Regions from separate parts of the Homo sapiens genome. Here region 2 is linked to region 1. Evidence: read pairs that join two places in POLR2A ChIA-PET (ENCODE). Cell type or tissue: endothelial cell of umbilical vein. All regions are shown on one strand.

The links. ChIA-PET counts read pairs that join two places held together with the same protein. Peaks named below come from ENCODE experiments on the same cell type or tissue, not always from the same donor. Only the 100,000 strongest peaks of a DNase experiment are listed, where the experiment ranks them.
Region 2: POLR2A ChIA-PET joins it to region 1 with 8 read pairs; 2 of 35 experiments call an interaction of 5 or more read pairs at or near these places.

What each region holds. Positions count from the first base shown.
Region 1 is chr1:58,690,333-58,695,332 of GRCh38, reverse strand. It overlaps MYSM1 (Myb like, SWIRM and MPN domains 1), which reads left to right. Exons shown (of 20, transcript NM_001085487.3): 2 at 126-204; 3 at 2,402-2,472; 4 at 4,916-4,993. Among named protein-coding and RNA genes, the nearest start is that of MYSM1, 7.2 kb to the left of the region's middle. In endothelial cell of umbilical vein, no CTCF peak of the experiment used is centred here; no DNase peak of the experiment used is centred here.
Region 2 is chr1:59,877,338-59,882,337 of GRCh38, reverse strand. No RefSeq gene overlaps it. Among named protein-coding and RNA genes, the nearest start is that of CYP2J2, 47 kb to the left of the region's middle. In endothelial cell of umbilical vein, a CTCF peak has its summit at 2,604 (motif pointing left); DNase peaks (open chromatin) are centred at 2,157 and 2,557; H3K27ac peaks cover 601 bases.

The sequences.
Region 1 (5,000 bases):
AAGGGGAGAAGGGAACTAAGTATTTGCTTAGTTCCCTTACTACCTGCTGGATTCTGTGCTGTGTAAGTTACATTCATTAACTAATATGATTTTCACTTATATACTCATTTTCTTAATTATTACAGAAGTGGTGAAAATACAGCATCAGTTTTACAAAAAGATCACTATCTTGATTCATCTTGGAGAACAGAGAATGGCCTTATTGTAAGTATTTTATAAAAATATCAGGTGCATTAAGCTGTTATTTATTGCCTAGAGTGCTTCTTCTTTTTTTTTTTTTAAACTTAGTGCTAGTTCTCAACTATCACAGATATAATATTTTTCTTTTTTAGAAATTTAGAATTTTTTTTTACTTTAAAAATAGAAACCTCTTTCTTTTGACATTGAAAAATGGCCTGTTGAGAAACAGGTTTGGAGCCAGCTAGATTTAGGTACAGGTCTTTGCTCTACCACTTCTCAAATTTGTGAACTTCAGTTTCTTTACACCTAAAAAAGTGGTAGGTGGGCAAGGTGGCTCCTGCCTATAATCCCAGTGCTTTGAGAAGCCAAGGCAGGAGAATTCCTTGAGCCCAGGAGTTTGAGATTGCAGTGAGCTCTGATTGTGCCACTGCTCTCCAACCTGGGCAACAGAATGAGACCCGGTCTCAAAGAGAAAAAAAAAATGGGATTGTCACAGGGCTTATTTCTTCATGTAGTAGTTACTTTTTTTTTTTTTGAGATGCAGTCTCTTTGTCGCCAGGCTGAACTGCAGTTTCGTGATCTCGGCTCACTGCAACCTCTGCCTCCCACATTCAAGTGATTCTCCTGCCTCAGTCTCCCGAGTAGCTGGGACTACAGGCGTGTGCCACCCCGCCCAGCTAATTTTTGTATTTTTCATAGAGGCGGGGTTTCACCATGTTGGCCAAGCTGACCTTGATCTCTTGACCTCGTGATCCGCCCGCCTCAGCCTCCCAAAGTGGTGGGATTACAGGCGTGAGCCACCGCGCCCGGCCATGTAGTAGTTACTTATTGAGTACTTACTCGGTGCCAGTCAGTAGGTCAGGCTTGGAGAATACGACTACAATGAAGACAGACGTGTTCCTGCTCTCAAGAAGTTTATTTTCTAAGAGGGAGTTAAGTAATAAACAGGTAGACAAACTAATAATAGATTTTGAAGGAAATAAGCAAGATGCTGAATGAGAGTACCAGAGTGGGAAACCTAGTTTAGATTAAATTGTCAGTGAGGGAATCTCAGAGGAGGTGAGATTTAAGTTGAAAATGATGGGAAAAAGGGTAGATATGTGAACAGTTAAAATAAAATTATAGGCAGAAGGAACAGCAACTACAGAAGCTCTGGTTGAAGGCCAGTGTCTAGAATATGGTGGGAAAGGAAGGAGTGGCAGCATGTGGCAAGGTTGGAGAGGCAGGCTAGAGTTCTGTCATGCAGGACTTATGAGTCGGATTATGCTAAAGGGTTTACATTTTGTTTTAAAGGAACTGGGACATCATTGAAACATTTCATATAGATTTAATAGAGATTAGCAAATTTATTTTTATAAAATTAATTTTGGGTACTGTGGTAAAGATTGGAGGGAAGTAAGAGTGGAGTTAAAGGGACCAGTTAGGAAACATTCACGGTAATGGAAGCAAGATTTGATGATTGGGACTTGGCCTGAGGTAGTAGCAGAAGAGATAGAGTAGATAGATTTGAATTATATTTTGGAGGTAGAACTGGTTGATAGATTGGATATGGGCATCAAAGGAAAAGGAAAGAATCCACAATGATTCCTGAATTTCTACATGGAATAACTTAGTGAGTAATAGTGCCTTTCGTAGAGTTGGGAATGCAGAGGGAGAAGCAGGTGGAGATAAGTGATGGTGAGTTCTGTTTTAGATATGTTAAGTTCTAGAAGCCAATTAGATATCCAAGTAGAAATCTCGGATGGGCTGTTGGGTATTATGGCCTAGAGCTTGAAGAAGAGATATGAGCTGAAAATACTTAACTTGGAGCGTTGAAAATGAGTAGGATCATGGAGATTGTAACTGAGGAAAAAGGAGAGTTAGTGGTGAGTTTTGGAAAGAGGTTAAGTGTCTGACAGAGTGTCTGATGCCTAACAAATGATTCCTTTTTTGAATGGCGATTATTACCTCATCCTGGGCAGGAGCATGAGCCTGGGAATCCAACAGACTCAGGTGTAAAGTCTCTGCTCTTCCACTTAAAATGCTAGTAGTGCTGTGGTTGCTTCTGTAAAGTATTAATGCCTATCTCAATGTTACTGTGGTAATCAAAAATATGTCTGTGTGCTCAGTAAATGGTGACTGTCATTTATAATCATTATAACATGTATTTTTCTTTACCAAAACAGAAGATAATTTCAAAAAGCAATAAATAAAAAGACAAATATATTCTCTTTTTTAATAGCCTTGGACCTTGGATAACACCATCAGTGAAGAGAACAGAGCTGTTATTGAGAAAATGTTGTTGGAAGAAGAGTATCCTTTAATGATTATGAGGAAAGTACAGGTTTCAGGGTGAAAAAAATCTATAAATGCAAAATTTACAAGAGGCCACTGTTTACTAGATGGATTTTATACAGCACCAGACTGCTATTATATAATTTCATGTTACCTATGTATGCAAAAAGCAGCATTTTCTTCCTCAGGTTCTGTTTTACTGTAACATCTGAGATCTGATTGCATATTTTGAGTTTCTGTCACTAGCCAACTGTTTATGATATCTGAATATTGAGTAGAAATGATAGAATATTTAAGTCATTTTGAACCTTAAGTCCAAGCTTGCATTTTTAAGTTATATAAGCTGAAACCCAGAGATGTTAATTTTCCAAGGGCACAGAGTTGGAACATGTAAAAGTTCTTCTCACTTCATAATTTACAGGTGTTACGTGGGAGGAATCTAAATAAAAAGCACAAAACAAATACTATAGAATGAAGATGTTTTCCCTACATTTGTGGATCCTTATTTATAGCTCAGTTTTCGTACATGTAAAAGGAGAGGATTGAATGAAATGATTTCTGATTTTATGATTTATAAAGATAGCTAGTCATAGTCTAATAAGTAGTGGTTTATTAATCTCCTTCATCTTCATTTTATGGATTTCTCCTTACTAAGCCAGAATTTCTCTGTTCCCACTATTTCCACTTATTGCCATGTTGATTTTAGAGTGTCTCTGTACCTTTAATTATCATAGGTTAACCCCATTTAGGCTTTCTTATTCTCTAATTCTCCCCAGACATTGCAGTTATAGCCTAGATTATTGCTATTCAGAGAAAGTCACATATAATTTAAAATTTTCCGATATCCTCATTTAACACAAAGGAAATTAATTTTAACTATATATTATATAACCTAAAATATTTAAAATATTCTCATTTTAACATTTAATCAAGATAAAAACATTAATGAGATAATTTTACATTTTTGTACTAAGTCTTTGAAATCCACTGTGTTTTGTTTTGTTTGTTTTTTGAGACGGAATCTCGCCTTGTCACCCAGGCTGGAGTGCAATGGTGCGATCTTGGCTCACTGCAACCTCTGCCTCCCTGGTTCAAGCGATTCTCCTGCCTCAGCCTCCTGAGTAGCTGGGATTATGGGCGCACACCACCACACCTGGCTGATTTTTTGTATCTTTAGTAGAGATGGGGTTTCACCATGTTGGCCAGGCTGGTCTTGAACTCCTGACCTCGGGATCTACCTGCTTCGGCCTCCCAAAGTGCTGGGATTACAGGTGTGAGCCACTGCGCCCGGCCAAAATCCACTGTGTTTTATACTTAGAGTACATCCTAGTTCATGCAAATAGTGTTTCCACTGGTCAGAAACCAGCGATGCACATGTGGTTGGTGGCCACTGTCTAGATAAAACACTTAAGTAGTCAGTGGTTCACTTCTAGATATGGAAACAAATAATGAGAGTATCTTTGTTCTCAGCATCTATACCTAGCATAGTACCTGACATATGCAGTAGATAGCCAATAAATACTTGTTAAGTGAAGAATATCTCAGGCTAATCTTAAAGTACTTCATCAGGCTAGTTTTTTGTTTTTGTTTTTTTTTTTTGAGACGGAGTCTCGCTCTGTCGCCCAGGCTGGAGTGCAGTGGCTCAAACTTGGCTCACTGCAAGCTCCGCCTTCCAGGTTCACTCCATTCTCCTGCCTCAGCCTTCTGAGTAGCTGGGACTACAGGCGCCCGCCACCACGCCTGGCTAATTTTTTCTGTTTTTTAGTAGAGATGGGGTTTCACCGTGTTAGCCAGGATGGTCTCGATCTCCTAACCTTGTGATCCGCCTGCCTCGGCCTTCCAAAGTGCTGGGATTACAGGTGTGAGCCACCGCGCCTGGCCTCATCAGGCTAGTTCTAATAACTTTAAGAGGGAAGTTCTCTGGTAGATTTGATCTAAATGTTTGCAATTTTTATTAAGGTAGAGAAGATCCTTGGATTCTTCTCTGTTGGCTTTAGAAATGTGGAAAATTATTCCCGAATTGCCTTGGACAACCAACCAAGTTTACCTATTACATTCTCCATATGTTTTGGAAGAAAATATTTAAACCAGGGTGTCCAGTCTTTTGGCTTCCCTGGGCCACACTGGAAGAAGAATTTTCTTGGGCCCCACATAAAATACACTAATGATAGCTGATGAGCCAAAAAAAAAAAAAAAAATCACAAAATAATCTCATGGTGTTTTAAGAAAGTTTACGAATTTGTGTTGGGCCACATTTGAAGCCGTCCTGGGCCACATGTAGCCTGCAGGCAGAGGATTGGACAAGCTTGATTTAAACATGGAGGCTGTTTCTTGTAGTCACTTCTAATTGGGAAGACAAGGGAACTATTAATAACATTTATGTAGCACACGTTTTGTATAAGTAATGTAAAAATTACATGACTGTAATATTGTTTAAAAAGTTTCCTTGATAGTTACACAGATATTATTTATCTAAAAAATCACAACCGGAAAAAGTCTGGCTTGATCAAAAGGAAGATGATAAAAAATACATGAAGAGGTAAAAT
Region 2 (5,000 bases), 1.2 Mb before region 1:
AGACCTTAAAGTAACATAATAAAAAATAATTTTTAAAAAGCTATGGCAATCATTAAGCTTATAGCTCTCTGGTAGGTGTTTTCTCTCTAGTAGATGTCCTTTGCCCAACCTCATGGAGTCTCGCTCTACACCCGCAGAGGTTGGTATTCAGCTGATCTCTTTCAAGATTTCTGGAGCTCTTTCTTGCTGTTGCTTCCACCTTTCTCTATTCTACAAATTCTAGCCATGTCAGTCACCCTAAGGTCCAATTTATTTTCTCATCTTACCAAGATTACTGTGTTCTGATTGTTTCCCTGATTCTTGAAATGGAGTCTAGTAAATCGCTCCAGGGAGAAAGCCAGATATTGTAGAGCTCACTTCATTTGGTCCTCTCTGTTGGGAAACAGTTCTGCATTTTCAGCTTTCCAATATCTGGAAAAGTTTATTTACCTTGTCCACTTCTCTGGTCTTTCTTGTGGTAGAAGGGCTAGTCCAGTCCAGTTAACTGTCACAGCATGAAACAGAAGTCTCTCCACTCTGTTGTGTTTTTCATGGAACTTAAGTCTGGCTGAGAGTTATATATATCTGTAAAAAGAGGCTACAATAACTCCCTTCATTGTGTCTACAACCCTTGAAATGTGACTTTACAACTTCTCTCCTCACGAGCTAGCATCTACTCACAGTCTCCTTTACTTGGGGCTGGCCTGGTGGTGAAATGACTTTCCTGGCTGACCCCAGGGCTGAAGAGACTGTGTGTGCTTCTGCGTGCTCTTCTGGGACCCTCCTGCCACCATTTAAACAAGTCCACCTTACTCTGCTGCAGGATAAGAAACATGTGGCTTCATCATTGCCATCACATTGCCCTAGCTGATAGCTGGCCAGCCTCCAGAGCTGTGCATAAGGACTTGAGATGAGTTGGATCCAAGCAAATTTGGAAGTTGAATGCACTTGCATGAGTGAGCCCAGACAAGAACTGCCTGAGCCAGCCTAAATTTCCAACCTGAGATTTGTGAGTTAAATAAATGGTTACTGTTTTAAGCCACTCAGGTTTGAGGTGCATTTTCACACAGCAATAGTTAACTAATACACTACACTCCCTGAGGGCAAGAGCAGTATCTGTCTTGTTCAATTCTGAGTCCACAGTATTAAGAACAGTGCCTGCAACATGGTAGTGTTTAATAGTGAATTAATGAACAAAATCAGTGGATTCATTGTGGGTTGGTGTTAGGTGGGACCTATCACCAGAAGTCAGATCTCCGCCACTACCCCTCTGTCCTTGTCATCTCACCCCATGACCTATTTCACAGCCCTCATGCTAACTTCTATTACAATCCTTCAGAAATGCAGTGGAGGAGCACAGGCTCCTGTCTTACCTCACTCTTTCAGTCCCAGCTGGCTTTCTGGAGTGGTGCCACCTAGCCCATTTCCCCACGCTTGTTTCTCAACAACAGGCTGATGCCCTGGATGAAGATTTTGTACTTTCTGGGTCACACAGTTTTTGTGTATTCACCATGAGCTATTTGTTCTGCTCTGGAAAGCTAAGAACCTTTTCTTCTTTTGAAACAGACAAGGAATTAAGCTAAGCAAGAAGAAAGGGTCAAATGCAAAGGGTCACTTTCAGAGACTGGCTCTGTCATTGATGGTGTTGGTTATAACAATTAGGGTCAGAACAGAGGCTTCTCTTTGCCAAAATAATCTGAAGTCCAAAGACATCACAGGGCTCTGATGCACACAAAACAACATTAAAAGACTCAGCGGGGTAGCACTGGGAGTCAGATGAACTAGAGGTCGGATCTTTGTAGCTAAGCTGGCCTGAATTCCATTCCTGGTTTTTACCATTTATTACCTTTTGCTTGTGAATTAAACAGGTTACTTTACTTTCCTGAAATCATTTCCTAATCTGAAAAATAGAATAACACCTGCTGAGGTGGAATATATAACTGGTCAAAAGTCCACTGTCCCCCTCTGAGGTGCCTCTCCTTGTGGTGCTCCTTCCTGTGGGATGATTATGTATAACCACCTTCATGAATTCAGGAATGGCCGTGTGATTGGCTTTGATCAATAAAATGAGAGCAAAAGTTCCACGAGCCACTTCTAAGTGCTTGAAAGCTGGCTAGTATTGCAACATGTTTCCTCTCTGCCATGAGACCACCAGTGTTCTAGATAAGAGTCTGTCCAGTGTGACAAAGACAGGAAGCAGAGTCACAGCTTATTCAAGATGAACGTATGATGTCAGAAATAAACCTATTTTGTTATAAACTAAACTAAAATTTCAAAATTACTACAGCATAACTTACCCTATGCTGTCAGATACACCTGCATTGTATTTCTTGTGAAAACATGAGATCAAAGTGACATGATAATCATCAATTACAGTAGTAATGCTGTATGGTTATTTCAGAGAAGCATCCAGTTATGCTATTATACAATTTGGAGAACTTATTTCTAGACCTTTTTTTTCCCCAGGCAATTTGATCTTTTCCTCACTGTGTCCACAAAACAAGATATTCTCCCTGCTGACTACAGGATAAATTACAGATTCTTCAGTATGGCTGCTATGTTGTAAAACCCCAGGCTGCCATTCACTTGTAGTCTAGGTGAATGGTGCCCTCTGGCGTTGGATCACGTAGAGTAAGTTTGTCCACAAGCGGCCCAGGATGGCTTTGAATGCGGCCCAACACAAATTAGACAACTTTCTTGAAACATGAGATTCTTTCTTTCTTTCTTTCTTTTTTTTTTTTTTTTTTTTTTTTTTTAGCTCATCAGCTATCGTTGTTAGTATTAGTGTATTTTATGTGTGGCCAAAGACAATTTTTCTTCTTCCAACATGGCCTGGGGAAGTCAAAAGATTGAAAAGATTGGACACCCCTGATGTAGGGCCTGCATAGCCATATGTAAGGGCATGCTCCTTAGGTGGACATATGGTAATTTTTATGATGTGAAATCTATTCACCTTTTGAATTACATCTCTTAGTACTTCTCCTGCCAAAGTACTGAACTATTACTTCCCTAAATAGGCCAGATCCTTCATCATGTCTTTACAGAAGCTAGTTTTTCTGCAAGAAATGTTTAATTATACCTGGCAGACTCCTATTCATCCTGTAAAGGCCAGCCTAAACGTTAGCTCTCCAGTGACATTTTTCTTGACTCTTGGTTAGTTGCTCCTTCCTCCATTCCCTGAGAATTTAATTTAAAAGGTTTTATTTCCTATTTCCATATAATCTCCCAATTAAAATGAGCTTTTCAGAGGTGACTGTGTCTTGTTCACACACATTCAGTACCTGTTTCATGCATAGCAGATGCTCAGGAAATGTTTGTTGGACACACAGTGGAGGTGAGGGGTAGGGGAGAGCAAGCAGCCAAGTGACATTAATGCTGCAGTGTGCCATAAATTTTCCGTAGCCATGCAGCAAGCCATGAACCTCTATATTTCTTAATTTCACATTCTGGAAAAGGTGGGCTTTAAATACTGGTTACTGAGGTCACTCCTACTTTCAAAAATCTGACTTGTGGCGAGAACTTCTGAAATGGTAACTTAAGGAGCTCCAAAAATCCATTCCATAAAAGCACTGAGAACGTGAGCAAAAATAATCAAAATCAACATTTTCAGAATGCTGAAAATTAAAGTCTCAAAACAACCTGAGCATTTGTTTAAAAAAAGAAGAGCTGCTCTCAGTAAAAACAGGGAGCTCTGTTTTAACTTGCCCTATGCCGGTTCTCCTCTCCCCAGCTCTCAAGTATCCTTAAAAGCAACAGTCTCACAATTATGGTAGCTGTGAATACCCGTGATCAAGCAGCCACTGGAGGGAGCAGAATGGGTTTGGAGCACCCCAAAGGCCCCATTCCCAGAAAGTTGTCATTATATGACCTCTCTGGCAGTTCCCTGAAAAGCCCCATTCTCAGAACTTGTCTTTGTTTTACCTTACTAAACGCTGATTCTGTGCAAACCACACTACAGGACATTTGTTAAAAAAAAAAAATCAGTGACAATTGTGCAACATTACAGTAACCCAAGGTAGCAATACAAGTTGGAATTAAAACAGAGGATTAAAAGGATAAACTGGAAATAGAGATGCCCACCGGGGCTTCTAACACTCTAACATATGCCTAGGAATCTAGAAGACCATGCACATGTGAGGGCTACATGCATACCCAGGCAAAGACCTGGAAAGACTCGAATCTCTCATCTCTGGCTGACTGTGAGGGTCTGTGTAAGCAAGAAACTAAGGTTACAATAGAACTGTAAACTACCTGCTGGAGTGTTGAAGGTATAATGCAAAACACACGCAGAGCCCTTTGGGAAAGGCTGAGAGACTTATTTCAAAACATTCAAGGAAATCGCTGTCCAAAATTAGCTGGATACTTTGCTTAAAAAGCACAGAATTCAGTGGCTGCACATGATGAAGAATGGAATTTTTACAGAATTAGTTCAAGTCTCTAAACAAAAGGCAATAACAGTAACAATAATACACTGTGGGGCGGGGTCTGATTTCCAGAGTTTCCACATATTACTTATAATGCCAAATTTCCAATAAAAAATTATGAATCATGTGAAGAAACAGAAAACAATGGCTCATAGACAGGATAAAAAGAAGTTACTGGAAACAGTCCCTGAAGAAGCCCAGGCATTGGATTTACTAGACAAAAGCTTTAAGTATGTTCTATGAGCCTAAGAATTAATTATTGGATAAAGAATTAAGTTAAATATGAAAATGATTTTCCACTGAACAGAAAATCACAATAAGGAGTCAGAAATAGAAAACAGCAACTAACTAGAAATTCTAGATTTGAAAAGTACAATAACTGAAACAAAAAATTCACTAGAGGAACTCAGCAGCACATTTGAGCTGGCAGAGGAAGAACCAATACACTTGAAGATAAATCAATGAGATGATCTATTCTGAGGAGCAGAATCAAGAGAGAATGAAGAAAAATGGGCAGAGCCTTGGAGACATGTGGGACACCAAGTAAAAACGGGTGCATAATGAGAGTACCAGAGAAAAGGATAGAAAGAGGAAGAA